4 separate regions of the Mus musculus genome follow, and all the other regions are linked to region 1. The links are chromatin loops, found by intact Hi-C in ENCODE. Cell type or tissue: heart. All regions are shown on one strand. Region 1 overlaps Palld (palladin, cytoskeletal associated protein). Region 2 has its middle 76 kb from the start of Anxa10. Region 3 overlaps Anxa10 (annexin A10). Region 4 overlaps Ddx60 (DExD/H box helicase 60).

What was found. Peaks named below come from ENCODE experiments on the same cell type or tissue, not always from the same donor. Only the 100,000 strongest peaks of a DNase experiment are listed, where the experiment ranks them.
Region 2: a loop joins it to region 1, with 6 times the contacts of the local background. A loop is called at or near these places in 24 of 42 quality-filtered maps.
Region 3: it touches region 1 in a loop (7-fold over the local background); 22 of 42 quality-filtered maps call a loop at or near these places.
Region 4: it touches region 1 in a loop (7-fold over the local background); 15 of 42 quality-filtered maps call a loop at or near these places.

What each region holds. Positions count from the first base shown.
Region 1 is chr8:61,892,111-61,897,110 of GRCm38, forward strand. All of the region lies in intron 1 of Palld (palladin, cytoskeletal associated protein), which reads right to left. Among named protein-coding and RNA genes, the nearest start is that of Palld, 8.1 kb to the right of the region's middle. In heart, a CTCF peak has its summit at 2,135 (motif pointing right); no DNase peak of the experiment used is centred here; H3K27ac peaks cover 1,172 bases.
Region 2 is chr8:62,044,348-62,049,347 of GRCm38, forward strand. No RefSeq gene overlaps it. Among named protein-coding and RNA genes, the nearest start is that of Anxa10, 76 kb to the right of the region's middle. In heart, a CTCF peak has its summit at 2,698 (motif pointing left); no DNase peak of the experiment used is centred here.
Region 3 is chr8:62,058,205-62,063,204 of GRCm38, forward strand. It overlaps Anxa10 (annexin A10), which reads right to left. Exons shown (of 12, transcript NM_001136089.2): 9 at 4,769-4,864; 10 at 2,805-2,863; 11 at 2,052-2,174. Among named protein-coding and RNA genes, the nearest start is that of Anxa10, 62 kb to the right of the region's middle. In heart, a CTCF peak has its summit at 2,365 (motif pointing left); no DNase peak of the experiment used is centred here.
Region 4 is chr8:62,031,465-62,036,464 of GRCm38, forward strand. Ddx60 (DExD/H box helicase 60) reads left to right here. Exons shown (of 38, transcript NM_001293783.1): 36 at 1,911-2,062; 37 at 3,578-3,640. Among named protein-coding and RNA genes, the nearest start is that of Anxa10, 89 kb to the right of the region's middle. In heart, a CTCF peak has its summit at 3,089; no DNase peak of the experiment used is centred here.

The DNA.
Region 1 (5,000 bases):
GCAATTCTTTAGGGGATTTTTGTGCTTCCTCTTTAAGGTCTTCTACCTGTTTAGCAGTGTTCTCCTGTATTTCTTTAAGTGAGTTATTAAAGTCCTTCTTGATGTTCTCTACCATCATCATGAGATATGCTTTTAAATCCGGGTCTAGCTTTTTGGGTGTGTTGGGGTGCCCAGGACTGGGTGAGGTGGGAGTGCTGGGTTCTGATGATGGTGAGTGGTCTTGGTTTCTGTTAGTAAGATTCTTACATTTGCCTTTTGCCATCTGGTAATCTCTAGAGTTAGTTGTTATAGTTGTCTCTGGTTAGAGCTTGTTCCTCTTGTGATTCTGTTAGTCTCTATCAGCAGACCTGGGAGACTAGATTTCTTCTGAGTTTCAGTTGTCAGAGCACTCTCGGTAGGCAAGCTCTCATGTTGCAGGGAAGGTGCACAGATATCTGGCACTCAGACCTGCCTCCTGGCAGAAGATGAAGGCCAGAAACAGGGCCTGTCCCAGAAGCTGTTAGCTTCTGTAGTCCACACTCTCACCTGAGCAGAATAGTCTAGGAGGGATCCGGGAACCAAGATGGCTCCCCCAGGTGCTCTGGCAAAGCCCTCCTGGGTGGGTCGGACACTTGTCCTCTGGCAGGGAAGGAGCCCGGATGTCTGGAGCCTGAAATGGGGTCTGCCTCAGAAGCTCTGTGGCTTCTGCCTGTCCCAGAAGCTGTTAGCTTCTATAGTCCACACTTACCTGCACAGACTAGTCTCGGTGGGATCCAGGAACCAAGATGGCTCCTCCGTCTCTGTTGCCTTTCACATACTTGGAATGGCCTATGCATCTTAGTTAAATATTAGCATATCCTGAATTTGTGTAATTACTCTATTGGTGACTTTTCTATGCTCTCTTCTTAGTTATTATCATGCCCTTCCTCATTTATAGTTATTCCTTTTGTATGTCATGTAGATAAATGTCTTGAAAATACATATATTTTTCTCAGCTTTTGTTTGTCTGTGAGTGCCTTTGTCATTTCCAAAGGATAGTTTTGCAAAACAATGAATTCTTTCTTTATAGTTTTTTCTTTAGTACTTTGAAAACAATCTCATGGTACTTTCTTCTAGGCCAAGGCTTCTCAACTCCCTAATGCTGTGACCCTTTAATACAGTTCCTCATGTTGTGATGACCTCCAACCATAAAATTGTTTTCTTTGCTACCTCAGAATTCTAACTTTTCTACTGTTATGAATTGTAATGCAGATATCTGATATGTGACCCTTCAACCCCAAAGGGTTTGCAACCCACAGGTTGTAACACACTGTTCTAGACTATTAGATTTTTGTGAGAAATTGATTGTCAGGTAAATTGGGCTACACCTATGTAAGTACCTGTCCCTTCTCTCTCACATTCTTGAGTGTTTTCTTAACCTTTGAGCATCATCTTAAGAGGCTTTCATTCTAGCACACCTTAAGGTAGACCTCACTGAGTTACATTTGACCTGTGAACCCTGACCTTCCCCTGTGTGTATATTCGTACCTTTCTTCAGGTTTGTAGAGTTTTCTGTTATTATATTATTTCCTCTCCTTGGCCTTCTGAAGTCTGCTTTAAACTCACACAACTGAAAACTGCCATCTTCACCTTGTACCCCAAACCACACAGGTCCTTGTTCCTCCTCACGCTTTTCTTTATGCCAACTGGAAATGTTTGAGTAGCCTGTCCTCTTGCTGTTACTTTTCCTCCTGTTTGCTGTCCCTCCCACGGATGCCTCTTTTGCACTTTAAATTTTACTGAGTGTATTTTGACACTCAAGAATTACTGCTTGATCTTTTTTTTTAAAAAAAGCACTTCTGTCTCTTTAGGTTTCTCTTTTAGAATATTGAAATGATTCTCTGTTTTCTTTAAGCTCAGTGAGCTCCATTAACACTGTGTTCTGAGACTTTCCCCATGCCGGCTCCTGCCTGGTACCCTGTTTTATGTGCTTTCTGACCTTATCCTGATTATTGAGTGAGGGGATGGTTTTCCTTTAAACACTCCAGATGCTTGTTGTCATGCAGTCTCAATGTTAAGTCTTTACTTCTCTCTTCTTAACCTGCTACGTGTGTCCCTCTAAAAATTCCAAGTCAAGTGCCTATTCTCTATGCTTCTGTAGTTACTTCCAGATTTCACCACTGGATGGCACCCAGGTTCAGAATTTTTCAGGGCCCCTGGCTACTGTGTTGCAGTTTAAGAACAAGAGGACAATGCAAACTCAGGTTGTTCCTAATGTATTGTTTAGAAAGAAACAAAAAGAGTAGTCTGATGTTTCAAGATCATCCCTTTTACCCCAACTTCTTTAAGGTAAACCCAGATGCACCCATGGTGTACGCCTCTGTGGTGGCCAGGCATCACAGAATTCTGTTCAGATTTTGTTTTGTTTTATTTTGTTTGTTTGTTTGCTTGTTTGTTTTGAGACATGTTTTCTCTGTGTAGCCCTGGTTGTCCTGGAACTCACTCTATAGACTAGGATGATCTTGAACTCACAGAGATCTGTCTGCCTCTGCCTCCCAAGTGCTGGGATTAAAGGTGTATACCACCACTGCCTAGCAATTCTATTCAGCTTTAAGCAGTGCTACTGTATATGGGTCATATACAGGGTTCTGTGTCCTATACATACGCCATCAAAGTCATCAAATTGTGCCTATCCTTGAAGAAGCAGCTTTCTAAGAGCAAACAACATGCCACTGGGGTGGGACCAAGTTGCTGAGGGTAAGCTTAATGCCATAGATTGTTACAACCAGTCACAGGAGATGCTAGTTAGAAGAGAAGCCCAGCAGACTGGGTCTGTATGTCATTTGGCAATACTTCCTGGGGCCCCTTTTCCATGGACTCAGGGAAAAGAAGGAGGCATATTAAGCACAAGACTGGGATAAGACAGCTACATAACCCAAGTCCTGATTTCTCATAATAAGCTGCCTCACCCAGGAAAAAAGTCACTGAAAAAGACCTCTGCCCCTGTTCCAGACTCCAGGTCAAATAGTTTATCTCACCTCTGACACACAAGGCCACTTGAAACTGACATTTAAAGTTGCCTGTCACTGAGACCTGCATTGATAGCTCTGCACTCTAACAGTTCTGTTTCTGTGGTTCTTATCCAGTCTTCTATAGAGTATTCCCCTTGCACCTGTATCAACTCCCTGCCTTGCCTTTCAGTGTAGTTCCTCTGAACAGCATAGCCGGTTTAGCCTCTTATAAGAGCCATTGTGTCTCACATACACAAATAATACTCACATGCCTAGTATAATGCGTAATCTAACAATTATTGTAGTAATTAAGATTGGGGATCAGTGGGGCTGGCAAAGTGACTCAGGTTAAATACTAACTGTGCAGCCTGGTGACTTGCATTTGAGTCCTGGAAATCACATAGAAAGCTAGATGGAGGGCTGTACATTGCAATGCCGGCAGTCCCATGGCAGGAAGGAAGACAGACTGGAGAATTGCCTGGAAACTTGTAGCCCAGATTGCCTGGAGTATGCAGTGCAGGAGAAATGAGAGCTGCCTTAACAAGGTAGAAGACAAGAACAACGTTTGAAAGCTTGTGGCACAAACAAGCTCCATCCCCAAACAAAACAACCAAGCAACTAACAAACACTAAGAAATGAAGAACTGAAGTACCTGTGTTTGCTATTGATCATCAGTACTCAGTGGAATCAGGAGTACTTTCTCAGTTAAAGCCAAAGAAATTGGTTTGGCTTGTAAATTTGTTGTTATTTAATAAATTCCCACATTTTGGAAAGACTGAAATATGCCTATCTATGCCACTGACAGAACTTGCTCATGACAGAACTGCTGATATTTGCATGTAAGATGTGCACTACTTGCTCATTTAAAAAAATGTTTAAGATAGTATTAAACTCTTATCTCTAATGATTCTGACTTACATTTCTTATCATCAGCCAAAGAAGAGTTTCATGTAAAACATCAGAAGCAAAAAAAATCACCCAGTCTGTTTTCCAGCAATTCTAGTACATGTTGAGCAACCCTATCCCCAAACTGGAAATCCCCAAGTAGCTCAAAACCCTAGACTTTTTAAAGTGCTGGCCTAACATCACAAGTAGAAAATTCTCCACCATGGAATTCTGTTGTCTGCAAAGAAACTGTTAAAAGTGGTTATTAATAGTACCATTAAGAACATAATGGAACATACTTTCAGGCTACATATGTTAAGTATACATAAAGCATAAATGGTTTTGCATATAGATTTGAGCACCCATCTCTTAAGTGCCTCATTATGTGTACACAAATATCTCAAATGTTGAAAAAATGTAGTTTCTGAGACATCTTTGATTCTAAACATTTCCTATAAAAGCTATTCAACCTGTATTAGACAGAAAGAATTGTGTAAAGTCTGCTAACTCTTTGAAACATATGTAACATGGATACAGTTAAAAAGGCACCTACTATTAGTTATGCTTCTCTTTGATAGCCTAAGGACATAGTCATCTGAAGGAGTCACATCCCAACATCCCTTAGACTTTTTGTTCATTGCTTGTGCTGAGAATCAGGGCTCAGAACTCAGGCATTCTAAGTGCCCAACCACTGAGCTTCACATCCACAATCTAACATTTTATAGAAGAGGTATGATTAGTTAATTAAGAAATAATTTCCAGGTTCTGAATTTCTTATGCTTAAATGCCTTCTTACTTTTTCTGAATTGACTTTTGAACAATCATACTGTTTTTATGATGTTTCTCGGTTGTTAGAGAGAAGAATGGTGATTGATCCAAACCAAGATTGGGCTCAGGCTTTAGTCTCCCTCAGACTACCAGAAAAACAGAAGCTGCTGGTATTATCCCACAGTGCTTTGCAGGCAAATTTCAACATGTGTTCATGTTGTTTATTTCCTGCTCTTAAGCAAGCATTTGGTATTGCAAAGGTTTGGGAGGGCTAGTCAGTAATACAAGATGTCAAAGACACTCTTCTACCTCCAGATCTGAGCATGCAACCTATCAGAATTCTTGCTTATTCTAAATAGATATTGCTTCCAAATATAA
Region 2 (5,000 bases), 150 kb after region 1:
GTGAGTACATATTGTGTGAGTTCCTTTGTGATTGGGTTACCTCACTCAGGATGATGCCCTCCAGGTCCATTCATTTGGCTAGGAATTTCATAAGTTCATTCTTTTTAATAGCTGAGTAGTACTCCATTGTGTAAATGTACCACAATTTCTGTATCCATTCCTCTGTTGAGGGGCACCTGGGTTCTTTCCAGCTTATGGCTATTATCAATAAGGTTGCTATGAACATAGTGGAACATCTGTCCTTCTTACCGGTTGGGACATCTTCTGGATATATGCCCAGGAGAGGTATTGCGGGATCCTCCGGTAGTACTATGTCCAATTTTCTGAGGAACCACGAGACTGATTTCCAGAGTGGTTGTACAAGCTTGCCATCCCACCAACAATGGAGGAGTGTTCCTCTTTCTCCACATCCTTGCCAGCATCTGCTGTCACCTGAATTTTTGATATTAGACATTCTGACTGGTGTGAGGTGGAATCTCAGGGTTGTTTTGATTTGCATTTCCCTGATGATTAAGGATGTTGAACATTTTTCAGGTGCTTCTCTGCCATTTGGTATTCCTCAGGTGAGAATTCTTTGTTCAGTTCTGAGCCCCATTTTTTAATGGGGTTATTTGATTTTCTGGAGTCCACCTTCTTGAGTTCTTTATATATATTGGATATTAGTCCCCTATCTGATTTAGGATAGGTAAAGATCCTTTCCCAATCTGTTGGTGGTCTTTTTGTCTTATTGACAGTGTCTTTTGCCTTGCAGAAGCTTTGCAGTTTTATGAGGCCCCATTTGTCAATTCTTGATCTTACAGCACAAGCCATTGCTGTTCTATTCAGGAATTTTTTCCCTGTGCTCATATCTTCAAGGCTTTTCCCCACTTTTTCCTCTATAAGTTTCAGTGTCTCTGGTTTTATGTGAATTTCCTTGATCCACTTAGATTTGACCTTAGTACAAGGAGATAGGAATGGGTCGATTCGCATTCTTCTACATGATAACAACCAGTTTTGCCAGCACCATTTGTTGAAAATGCTGTCTTTCTTTCACTGGATGGTTTTAGCTCCCTTGTCGAAGATCAAGTGACCATAGGTATGTGGAAACAAACTCAAAGACAAAAACCACATGATCATCTCGTTAGATGCGGAAAAAGCATTCGACAAGATCCAACTCCCATTCATGATAAAAGTCTTGGAAAGATCAGGAATTCAAGGCCCATACCTAACCATGATAAAAGCAATCTACATCAAACCAGTAGCCAACATCAAAGTAAATGGTGAGAAGCTTGAAGCAATCCCACTAAAATCAGGGACTAGACAAGGCTCTCCAATCTCTCCATACCTATTCAACATTGTACTTGAAGTCCTAGCCAGAGCAATTCGACAACAAAAGGAGATCAAGGGGATACAAATTGGAAAAGATGAAGTCAAAATATCACTTTTTGCAGATGATATGATAGTATATATAAGTGACCCTAAAAATTCCACCAGATAACTCCTAAACCTGATAAACAGCTTCAGAGAAGTAGCTGTATATAAAATTAAACAAGTCAATGGCCTTTCTCTACACAAAGAATAAACAGGCTGAGAAAGAAATTAGGGAAACAACACCCTTCTCAATAGTCACAAATAATATAAAATATCTTGGCGTGACTCTAAGGAAGTGAAAGATTTGTATGATAAAAACTTCAAGTCTCTGAAGAAAGAAATTAAAGAAGATCTCAGAAGATGGAAAGATCTCCCATGCTCTTGGATTGGCAGGATCAACATTGTAAAGATGGCTATCTTGCCAAAAGCAATCTACAGATTCAATGCAATCCCCATCAAAATTCCAACTCAATTCTTCAAGGAATTAGAAAGAGCAATCTGCAAATTCATCTGGAATAACAGAAAACCTAGGATAGCAAACACTCTTCTCAAGGATAAAAGAACCTCTGGTGGAATCACCATGCCTGACCTAAAGCTTTACTACAGAGCAATTGTGATAAAAACTGCATGGTACTGGTACAGTGACAGACAAGTAGACCAATGGAATAGAATTGAAGACCCAGAAGTGTCCATGTTTTCTATGGAATCTTCTGTACCTGAGATTCTCTTTTCCATCTTTTGTATTTTGTTGCTGATGCTCGCATCTATAGCTCCTGATTTCTTTCCTAGGATCTATCTCCAGAGTTGTTTCACTTTGTGTTTTCTTTGTTTCTACTTCCAGTTTTAGATCCTGATGGTTTTGTTCAATTCCTTCACCTGTTTGATTGTGTTTTCCTGTAATTCTTTAAGGGATTTTTGTGTTTCCTCTTTAACCTCTTCTACCTGTTTAGCTGTGTTCTCCTTTATTTCTGTAAGGGAGTTATTAATGTCCTTTTAAAAATCCTCTACCAGCATCATGATATATGCTTTTTAAATTCCTATCTTGGTTTTCTGGTGTGTTGTGGTATCCAGATCTTGCTGTGCTGGGAATACTGTGTTCTTTTGATTCCAAGTTGTCTTGGTTACTGTTGGTAAGTGTGGTGGTTTGTATATTCTTGGACCAGGGAGTGGCACCATTTGGAAATGTGGCCTTGTTGGAATAGGTGTGACCTGGTTGGAGTAGGTGTGTCACTGTGGGTGTGGAGAAAATGGGGATCTCACCTGAGTCCCGGGGTGAGAGCCCTCTCTGGAGGCAAGCTCTCCTCTGGCAGAGAGGGTACAGAGAGGACTGAGAATCAGCTCCACCTACTGGCTGAGGATGAAGTTTCTTCAGGGCCCTGAAATTATCAAAGATTCTCATTCCGTGGGCTTCTTAATTCAATTGCTTGTTTCTTTAGCTATAGAGAAAATTTTAAGTTATATGAAATTTTGTCAGTTGTTACCTCAGTTCCTGGGTATGTGGGGTCCTCTTCTGAATGTCTTTTCCTACACCTATACCTTGTAGGGTGCTGCTGATATTTTCTTCTAGTAGTTTCCATCTTCACAGTTAGGTCTTTGAGCTACCTGGAATTAGGTTTTTCGCAAAGTGATAGATACAGGTTTTATTTTTTTTCTTCTACATGTGAACATCCAGGTTTCCTAGAATAATTTCTTGAGTATACTTTCTTTTCTTTATCATGTTTTGGTATCTTTGTTGAATATTAGAGTGCTATAGTTATGTGTACCCATATTTGGGTCTTTGATTTTGTTCCCTTGGTCTACATGTCTGTTTTTGTATCTGCACCATATTTGTTTTTATTACTATGGCTCTATAATATGTCTTGAAGTCTAGAAAGTTAGTTAGTCCCTCCAATATTGTTTTTGTTAAAGAATGTTTTAAGTTATGTGGGAGTCGATTGTGGTTCTAAGTGGATTTCAGGATAGGTTTTCTATTTCTGTGAAGAATGAGATTCGGAATTTCACTGGAGCTGCATTGAAGCTGCAGAATTCTTTTGCTAGAATGGTCATTTTCATAATATTAATTCTACCAATCCATGAGCATGGGATGTGTTTTTATGTTCTAGTACATTCTCTATATCTTCCTTGAGAAATTTAAAGTTCTTATTGTAGAAGTCTTTCCACCCTTTGGTTAGGTTTATTTCTAGACATTTCTTTTTTATTTGAGGATATTATGAGGGGTAGCAATGATCCCTTTTTCTGTATGTTTATTATTGGTATATAGAAAAATTATTTTTTTATCTGTCATTTATCTATATGATGATCTGTGTGTAACTATAAAAACTGATCTGTGCCTGGGAGCAGATTATATGCTTCAGCCCTCTCCATCCCAATTAAACCCACAGACAGCTTAACCCCCCCCCCCAGGAATTTTGACACACCCAGGTTCACAGGTGAGTCTGCACACATTCACATCTGTGCCTGGGAATGGATCCTGTGCTCCAGCCATTCCTACACCAATCATACCAAGAGACAGCTTAACCCCAAAGAGTTCTTACACATCCAGACTCATTGGCTCACAGGAAGGACAGGCTCCAGTCAGAGACAGCAAGGCCAGCTAACACCAGAGATAACCAGATAGCAAGAGGCAAGTTCAAGAAGATAAGCAACAGAAACCAATGTTTTGACATCATCAGATACCACAACACACCTGAAAGTCAAGGTTCTGATCTAAAATTCCATCTCATGATGATGATAGAGGATTTTAAGATGGACATAAATAACTCCCTTAAAGAAATAAAAGATAATGCAGGTAAACAGGTAGATATTTAAAGAGAAAACACATAAAACCCTTAAAGAAATACAGGAAAATAGAACCAAACAGGAAAAAAAAATTGAATAATACCATCCAGGATCTAAAAATAGAAATAAAACCAGTACAGAAATCACAAAGAGAGTCAACCCTGGAGATGGAAAACCTAGGAAAGAGATCAAGCATCATAGATGCAAATATAACCAACAGAATACAAGAGATACCACAGGCATAGAAGTTACCACAGAAGACATTGGCACAACAGTCAAAGAAAATGTAAAATGCAAAATGCTCCTAACCCCAAACATCCAGAAAATCCAGGACACAATTGTGGAGAGCCGTGCCGCGAGCAATCCAATCGCTGAGGAGAGCCTTGCGTGCCACGAGCAATCGCCATTATAAGATGGCACTGGCCTCCGCTGTGCCTAACTAGTAAACAAGCCTTGTATGCAGGCACGAGAGTGAACTCACTCCTAGTCACTGCCCATTCTCGGGGCGTAATAGTGGGGTGATCGGCGAGCAACGAATCAGGAGCTGTCACACCACATCAAGTGCTGAAACGTCACGCTGTGGGCTATATAAGCAGCGCCATTTTCCCGGTTAGGGTCTTCCCTCCTGAGAAGTAAGCAATAAAGCTTGGCCGCAGAAGATTCCGGTGGTTGCGTCTTTCTTGCCGGTCGAGTGGGACGCAACGCAATACACAATGAGAAGGCCAAAACTAAGAATAATAGGTTAAAAAAAAAAGAGTGCCAATAAACATACAAGAAGCCTACAGAACTCCAAATAGATTGGATCAGATAAGAAATTTCTCCCATCACATAATAATCAAAACACCAAATTCACAGAAAAAAGAAAAAAAATT
Region 3 (5,000 bases), 170 kb after region 1:
AATCCTATATAAAGAAATACAGTTAAAATATTATCAATTATAGATGAGCATGAGATTTACGCAAAAAAGATATGCACTGTAGTGTTACATATGACAATGAAAGGTTGAAAAGCGATAGTCAGTCATTTGAGGGAGTTTTTCTATTTCACAGCATACTTTATAAAGAAGATGTTCTGGTTTAATAAAATCCTTCCTTTTGAAAGCAAAATGTTACTGTTTATGTACGTGTGAAAAAGATCAACAGTAGCTACCTTAGTCTTCTGGGGCCTTTCACAATCGACTTGGCTTAAAATATCAGAAGTTTATGTCTAAGTTAGGGAGGATGGGAGATCTAAGTGACAAAATGTTTTGTGAATACTTCTTTATTGACTGCAGCCTGACATGGCAGAAGGGACAAAGGAACATCCAGGAGCTTTTTATTTCCCCCAAAGGAAAATAGCTCTACTTGTGGATTCCACCCTCTTGACTTAACTCTCAAATGCTCAGCTCCCAAAACCATCTCCTTAGTGTTAGGGTTTCAGTGTAGGAATGTGGGGAAACAAGGTTTCCAGCCATATCAGGACCTAGAAGCATCTCACTACTGGGTGTCTGTGGTAGAAAATTAGGGCAACTTTGTTTCTTTTTATCTTCTTTCATCAAGTCTAAATACTCCAGAATAGGTAGCTGAACGAATGCCATTATAGAATCCATTTTCATAAAAATCATTTATCATATTAATGCTTCTTTACACAAAGCTGTTTAATTAAGACCCACAGATTTAAAAGCACAGAGTAGCATCGCATTATTATAACTTGTCTTCAATATGGCTAGGAATAGTTACAAATAGTATAAACAAGCTAGCTTGTTCACTTGGAAACTGAATTCTGACTCACTGGTACATGTTGATCACCACTAACAGTTTTCAGACTTCAAGACAGACATAATGAACATTTTATCAAAGATTAAAAAAAAAACCCATCAAATTGATTTTAACTGGTGCATCAATTTCTTAGAGCCATTTTGATTCCAACAAAGGCTTAGAAAGCACTTTGGAATTTGTGGCTCCCGTCTCTGAGATGTTGAGGGTTATGTCTTGAGTAATACAAGGAGCTAAACTGGTTTTTTCTTGTGACTGGGAGTTTCACTTGAAAACAATGCGACTGTCCAAGGTATCAATTATAAAACACAGTCTCAATTATGGCTTGTGTTCTGCTGCTCTATTCTCTCCATCCTGAATACCTTTTTGGTTTTCTTTGGTGAAGAAACTAAACATATTGATTTTGTACTGCACCCACAAATTGCATAGATGGTCCATATATTTCTTCTTCTTCTTTTTTTTTTTTTTGCCAAGTTATATAAGACATTTTAAATTTTTTAGGAAGACCAGAATAAGAAATTAGCTTGTTTGGTTTTGAATTATTTCCTTGCCCTCTGATTGGTGAAGTGATTGGTCATTTCGAGTTTTACATGTTCAGTAATAAAATTCTCCAAATTGGCAGTTGATGGTGTTTGATTGGATGCCTTGTTTTCTGTGATTTTATGAGGAGTGTTGCCAGGCAGTAGTTAATAATTCCCATGGCAAAATATTGATTTTTGTTTTTGTTTGTTTCTTTGCTTGCTTGCTTGTGTTTTGAGAGGTTTCAGATAGTGGATCTTAGTCTGCAGTTGCTATGGAGCTGAGGGGAACCCTGAAGTGTCAGTCCTCCACCCGCCACCTCAGTAGATCTAGTGTGAGGGTTGCAGGTGAAATTACAGGTAAACTACCACACCCTCTGCTGTTCACATCAGAAGGCAAACCTGGAAACACAGTCATAGGGAGGGAATATTTTCTACAATTACATAAATTTTTTTTTTGTTTTAAAAGCAAAGATCAAAAAGTTTTATTTCTGTGGAGCAATGACTTTCCAAGTTGATGTTTGTTAAAGCACTGAACTCTGAGTTCTTTAAGTTAACCGTCCTTGGCAGACATGGAACTTTTTAGATCCCTACAGCAAGTTGTTTGAATTTAAAGCTTTTATTTACAGTCCAGAAAGAATATGTGAGGTAAAGTCAATTATGAAGAGCAAACTTACTTTGATATCATGAAAGAGGGATTTTCCAAATCTCTCTTTGTAACGTTTCCTTATGGTCATTAGGTCTATTTCACTTCTGGCGATGAGAATCCTGATGACAGTTTTGTTATGGAAGCCAAAATCCTAAAAACAGCAGAAATGTGGGTAGAGAGACTACTACTTCAAAGGCTTGTCCAGCATGCAAGCTCTTCCTTTTCAGTAGTGATTTGTTTGTGAGCCCACAGGACTTCAACATTGCTCTCACTGCTATGGGATGCCTGGGGCTCCCCCCAGGGAAGTTTCAAATGTTTTTCACATGGAATAATGGTGACATCTGGTGGCCACTCAACATAATCTAATGTTCCCATATCAGAATATTTTGAGTATAAATCTACTAAGATTTCATAATTTGGGGTAATTACAACAACAAAATATCTGACCAAGTTTCCTGAATCAGGGCATAGCTGGAATCAATAATGGTGGTTATTTGCCCAGGTCATACACAGGGAAGGCATTAGTTGTCACCGTCATGGCACATTTGAATTATCAATTTAAATAAATGGTAAATACTAAGATTCTAAAGTATATGAGGATGAAAGACCATGAAGTATCACATGTCTTATGTACCTATGTTGTAGAAAGCAGAGATTATCCGTATTTAATGAATTTTGCTTTTGGTGTTTAACTTGTTTCCTTTTACTTGAACATATTTTCTTTGAAATAAAAATAATAGATACTAATTTTGAATAAGTTAAATATATGTGTTATACTTACATGGATTGCCCTGTATAATTTATAAGCAAAATAGCTTGGTTTGTCCTGGATACAACGAACTAGAGAGGAAGAGAACAAGGAACAAATAGGAATGACGAGAGGTAATTCTTCAGAAGTCAGGAAATAGAGCACTTACATATTTTCCACCATCATCACCTTGCATTATAATTTCAGGGCTTAGAATGATGGCAACACTAGCCACACTCTATTGAGAAGCACAGCATGTCAATATATTTTATAATGACAAATGACCTTCACTGAACATATGACCATTACTATTAATTTTTAAAAACTGTGGTGCGAGATATAAAATCAAACACATATAATCCATTCACCTTCCAGAACGCTGCTCTTTCAGATAACCTCAAAAACTGGTCTATACCAGCAGCTTTTTGATCCCTGAAAGATTTGTGACTAGAATGTAGGTCATTTAAGGATAAACCGTTACAAATGTAAAGCGCCTCCTCCAGGTTTAGATATCATTGGATTATAAATGCTAGGGTTGTGAACAGACCAGCACCTATCCAACAGTTGTCCCTGTAAAATATCAGTTCAGACTGTAGGCCACCAATAAGCCTTTATTTGAAATGTTAATAGATTAATTACATAAATGAATAATAAATGAGGAACTAGTATTTCTCTATAGTTCTAGTAATTATTTTAGGTCATGAGACCATCTCTTCATCTTTATCTCACTTTTATTACTGAGACAAGTAAACCTGAGAAGTGATTTCTGGAAGGAAGGTTCCAGAAAGCAGAGGCTAGTGTTGCTATTCTTGGCTTTGTTAATTCACTATTCCACCTGTACCACCCATATTGGAAATGAGTAGGTGCTTATTCAGTATTGAATGATGGGATGAACCAGATAGATATTTCCTGGTATTGCTGATGACCCTTAGGCCCACTGTTTTTTGACATCAGTTGGGCTGCCTTGAGATTACAATGACATGAGTTCTACTCTAACTGTTTTGCTAACTAGCTGACATGTGATAGATATATAACTATTATATTTATTTGGAATTTGATGAATTCTATCTATCTATCTATCTATCTATCTATCTATCTATCTATCTATCTATCTAAACATTCATAGACAAAAGCCTTCATATCATATATCTTTAGGTGTATCATAGAAATCCACCAAATCTTTTTCATAGGGTACTTGCTTAAAAATCTCATACTAGATTATTTATAAAAGTGCTGTGACTTACACTTCAGCTCTATGCCAAGACCTTCTTGGGACTGATTGTTTATTCAGTACATGTCTAAGTGTTCATTTGATGCACCTACTATAGGATACTTCACAATGATTCTTTATGTACATTTTTTTTGTAGTCTGTGCTGACAAATCACAGAGTACATGTTAAGTGTGAACACTGGAATAGTCTTGATGAATAAGAGCCCTGGTCTTTTCTGCAGCAGGCACACAATTTCTAACAACATTGGGAAGTCATGCCTGTAGTACTTGCTACTAATTAATAGTTTAAGTTATTTTTGATGACAAGATTTATTTCTAAAGGGAAATTTACTGAGGATAGTAGAAATTTAAATAACCATTAAAAGCCAAACTAAAAAAATATCACCTTTCTTCTTGGAGACAAGAAACTAGTCACACTATTAGCATTTATTTGCTCTTGAAACAGGAGAGGAAGTCAATGGTCCTAACATAGACTTAAAGCTATGAGAAGTCACTTATGAGTCTAGGCATCCAAGACTTCACTTTTCTCATATGGAAATTGAGTCTGCTCTTGGGGAATTAATGGCAGTTGATTAATGTCTCCAGGCTGCCCGTTCATTGAATTGAACCAGTAGCTGACAGACTTTCTGAGAGTTTAAGGATCTTTCAAATAATTGCCCTGAGAAAAATGCTTCAATTAAGATTCTACTCATGCACATGTTCAGTCAGAGCCATTCAGTGCTGTGAAAGGCAAGGTCTGCGGTTCATCATATGAAATCCATCTTACCAATAGCAACCAGCAGCTCCTGGAAATAACCATCGTAACAGTCATTGATGGCATCCACCAGGTCTTGGCCAGAAATATTTTGAAATTCCTGGAAAACTTCAAGAAATTTATCACTCAAAAGGGATTTTCATAAATATCATAAAGTACAAATACTAGTTAGATTACTATCCTAGCAAAGATAAGTATGTTCTCTGAAGTATTTCTTAGTACTAATACCCTTCATGATGATGTA
Region 4 (5,000 bases), 140 kb after region 1:
TAATGAAATGATCATGTGGTTTTTGTCTTTGAGTTTGTTTATATAATGGATTACGTTGATGGATTTCCATATATTAAACCATCCCTGCATCCCTGGTATGAAGCCTACTTGGTCATGATGTATGATCATTTTGATATGTTCTTGGATTTAATTTGCGAGGATTTTATTCATTATTTTTTCATTGATATTCATAAGGGAAATTAGTCTGAAGTTCTCTTTCTTTGTTGGATCTTTGTATGGTTTAGGTATCAGAGTAATTGTGGCTTCATAGAATGCATTGGGTAGAGTACCTTCTCTTTCTATTTTGTGGAATAGTTTGAGAAGAGTTGGAATTAAGTCTTCTTTGAAGGTCTGATAGAACTCCTTTTGTAGTAGTATCTGATGAAGTTTTGGATATTCTCAGGTTCTGTTGTTATGTCTCCTTTTTCATTTTTTATTTTGTTGATTAGGATACTGTCCCTGTGCCCTCTAGTTAGTCTGGCTAAGGGTTTATCTATCTTGTTGATTTTCTCAAAGAACCAGCTCCTTGTTTGGTTGATTCTTTGAATAGTTCTTTTTATTTCCACTTGGTTGATATCAGCCCTGAGTTTGATTATTTCCTGCTGTCTATTCCTCTTGGGTGAATTTGCTTCCTTTAGTTCTAGAGCTTCTAGGTGTGCTGTCAGCCTGCTAGTGTATGCTCTCTCTAGTTTCTTTTTTGAGGCACGCAGAGCCATGAGTTTTCCTCTTAGGACTGCCTTTATTGTGTCCCATAAGTTTGGGTATGTTGTGGCTTCATTTTCATTAAACTCTAAAAAGTCTTTAATTTCTTTCTTTATTTCATCCTTGATCAAGGAATCATTGAGTAGAGTGTTGTTCAGTTTCCACATGAATGTTGGCTTTCTATTATTTATGTTGTTATTGAAGACCAGCTTTAGTCCGTTCTGATCAGATAGGATGCATGGGATAATTTCAATATTTTTGTATCTCTTGATGCCTGTTTTGTAACCAATTATATGGTCAATTTTGGATAGGTACTATGTGGCTCTGAGAAGAATATCCTTTTGTTTTAGGATAAAATGTTCTGTAGATATCAATTAAATCCATTTGTTTCATAATTTCTGTCAGTGTCCATGTGTCTCTGTTTAGTTTCTGTTTCCAGGATCTGTCTACTGGTGAGAGTAGGGTGTTGAATTCTCCCAATATTATTGTAAGCTCACCCTTTCTAACTTTTTCTGAAGTCGGGCTGGCTGGTTCAACTCAGCTCTTCCAGGCCAAAGTCCTCTCCAAGCTGACTGATTCAATCTGGCTTCTTTGGACTTCTGACTGAATTGCTCTGCTTGGCCTTATAAATAACAACTTTTCAATATGTTCTAATCTTTTGGCTAGTTCTCATTTTCATTCTCATTCTGTCTTCACCTGCAACCTTTCTCTGTAAAACTGTCCTGATAAAACTGCCTTTTCTCCCTCTCCCTCCCTCTTTCCTTCCCTGTTTCTCCCCCTCCCCTTTCCCCTGTCCCTGTCCCTCTCCCCCTTCTCTCTCAGCTGCTCTCTCAGATTGCCTCTGTTTTCATGAGAGTTGGGCATATCCTATTTCTGACTCATTCTGCCAGATATTTCTCTGATTTGTCACCTTGTCTGCCCCTCAATTAGATGTTACTTTCAAACATGGCTGCTTCCTTCTACAAACTAATCTTACCTCTATTATTAAGGATTAAAGGTGTGTGCTGAGCATATTTATATTCTAGCCAGATAATACTGTAATTCACTGTCTGTATTCTGACTGGACCACACAGACCTAGAAAGTCTTTGGGTATCATCCCTTGCCTGATCAGCCATATTGTTGGATTAAAATTTCTCTACAGATAACTACAAGTTCTAAGTTGTAAGCCTCTGTCCATGTGAATAACTAAAAACTTGTATTTCTTTAGGTCATTCTACACACACTTGGTATCAATCACACACAAGCCCCGGTGCTGTGGCCATACGCATTGGATAGTCAAGGAAGAAAAATTCCACTTAATGCCTATGCACTTGATTTCTATAAGCATGGATCCCTTATTGGATTAGTCCAGGACAATAGGTATGTTTTATCTTGAAAATTCCAAGAAATGACTATTCCTGACAAACATATTAGATTTTCACTTCCAGAACAAATGGCACAGATGATGGCATATTTTATACATTTATTTCTAGTTTAGCAGCAAAAGTTTAGCACATGGGCCAACTCACTTGATCTAAATATATGCCTTAAATGTGTCTTTGTGTATATCAAATATATCTTTACATTACAGTTCTATTTATGCACCATTTAGTATTTTAGATATAATGGCAGATAGCAATCTGGCATTTTTTTAATGCCTGAGAGAATATAAAGTGTCTAGTTTACATATCTGGGTCTGACACTTTAGCTTGTCAGGGAAGCCATTTTTATAGGTATAAATAGAAGCAGGCATTATTTAGGTCATTTTTCATACAGTTAGCATCCATCACTCTCAAACTCCAGTATTGTGGCCACAAAACTTGGATAGTTGAGGAAGAAAACTGTCAGTCAACACATAGGCTTTGACGTCTGTAAGACCAGGTCAATAGATATGTTTTCTCTTGATAATTTCAAGAAGTAGTTAGTCATGCCAAGCAAATTAGATATTCACTCCTAGGGAAATATCCAGGAAACTATCCCTGAGCAGGGAGATACTTGTCTCAGTGCTAAACACCTCATCTAGTGGCAGATATATTAAGGAATTAAACATGCAGTAGACATAAAAATTTGAACATTCTTTACTAAGTTAAGGTATAAAAAGTTTTAATAGTCCTCAGAAACCTAGAAAATTTTTACTTATTAAGGCTGATTTATTTTTGTGAATAAAGTTGCATTTACATTAGTTGATAATATTTTTTGGTTTTAAAACTTGTTCATTGATAATTTCATAATTGTATGTAAAATATTATGACCATATCTCCCCGTTTATTCTTGTATACCTTCTCAGTTGTATCCCCTAACCCCAGCAAGTCAGCTGTCCATGTTTGTGTTGTCTTTAAATTTTGGTTTATTTTCACTTTGAGTCACACTGAGTTTTACTAGGGCTATCTGCATGAGTGTGTCGCCATCCCCTGGAAGTCAGGAGACTCATCAGAGAAAACAATACTGAAGAAAAATGACTCTCCTTTCTTTAGCCCATAGGGCCCCTGCCTTTCCTGGGAACTCTTGTCCTAGGAGCTTGTCTCTCATCCTTGGCTGATATTAATGGTCCTGCTCTTGTGCAGACCCTATTCAGACAGCCTTTGCTGCTGTGGACGCATGAATCACATCAGGCCCAGAAGATAGCATTTCTCAGCACTTGCTTCACTTAGCTCTTAATTCTCTCTGTCTCATTTTTTTGTGATTCTTTCTGAGTCTTGGTGAAGTGACATAGATGTTCCAAATAGGTGTTAGTGCTCAACAGTCACTTATTCTCAGTAGTCTGATTAATCATTGTATAACAGCAGCAGCAGCAGCAGCAGCATCTTTGACCATGTCTGAGCCAGCTCTAATTTATGGATATAAACATCAATAGTAAATAATCGTATCGTTAATTTCTGTTTTCCTGTCCCTTAGGATACATCCAGGGGAAGCTTATAGCCTGTTGAAAGATTTTAATCTTATCATTAAGTCTATCAGGTACGTTACATGTTTAAATGTTACTTTTGTATTTCCCCAAATTTAATTGTCATTTTGAAATGTTGAGATTATTACCACCCCCCCCCATGATCCAAGTTAAAAGTGTCACTGCATCTGTTACATACCATGCATTTCAACTTCCCAGAGGGTCTGTAGAGTCCCCCATCCCTACAACCTTTTGGTTATGGTCTGTTTTATAATTAATTAAAAAAATGTTTTTTTGAGATTAAGTTCCATCAAGATAGAGCCTCAGACTAGGGCAGTGCACATAGCTCAAAACCATTCCTGAGCATCCCTGATCCTAGATATTCTCAATGATCCCCATTGCAATATCGTAGCAAATACACGTTTCAGAAATCTCTGAGGTGCCAGCAGCTCTCCAATTTATAACATTTGCTTGCTCTTGAGTCTCCTGCTACAGTCTATATTTTTCTTCAGGGTTTGTCTGACTGTAAATTCATAGTCACTTTTTATTCTGATCTGGAACAAAGCCCAGTTACTCACAAAGCAATATCAAACTCTTTGTGATCACCCCCATCCTTGGCTCCATTGGCCATATATTGTCACCTAGTTAAATAGCCCCTTAACCCCTCATATTCATATGTATTCCAACACTTTGACAGTGACTTTTATTTTGTCACATGTGTATTCAAGTGACCATAAATCTCATCATTATAGGGTCCTTAAAAACAGTTCTCTATTTTATTTCCTTGATCAGAGCCGAATCAGACCTTTATGGGTGTTTTTTATACAGAGAGCTTTATAATTTATTTTATTATTTTTATTATTTATTATTTTAATCTGATTTATTTATTTTTATATAGTTTTATTATTTATTTGTTATTTTATACACAGAGTTAATTTGAGGTATATGGGAGCAGAAGGGAAACGCTTTGTTTATCTGCAGTAGTGGTTCTCAACCTTCCTAATGCTGGGACCCATTAATAGAGTGGTGTGTTTCTTTTCCCTTTCTTCATGCCTGTTCACAAGTTTCTTAATGCTGGTGTAACAAATTGTCATTCAATGGTATGAACCTCTATAAATGTATCATCTTACCATTCTGGAGACCAATCATCAAAGTGTGCGTTCACCAGACAAAATTAGATGTCTGGATGTTCTAAGGGAAAACCTTGGCTCTTTCCCAACAGTTAGAGGTTGTCTGCATCTTTGGGTCAGAGTTTCCTTCTGACTTGGAGGCCAGGGATGTTCAATAGAGAAACCTGACATTATGAATCAAATATCCACATTTCACCATTTTGACTCCCATCTTCTCCTTCCTCGCACTCATGAGCACCTTTGAGAATTCCATTAGTCATACCTAAAGAATCCAGAGTAATCATTTATCTCCACTGATCATTAG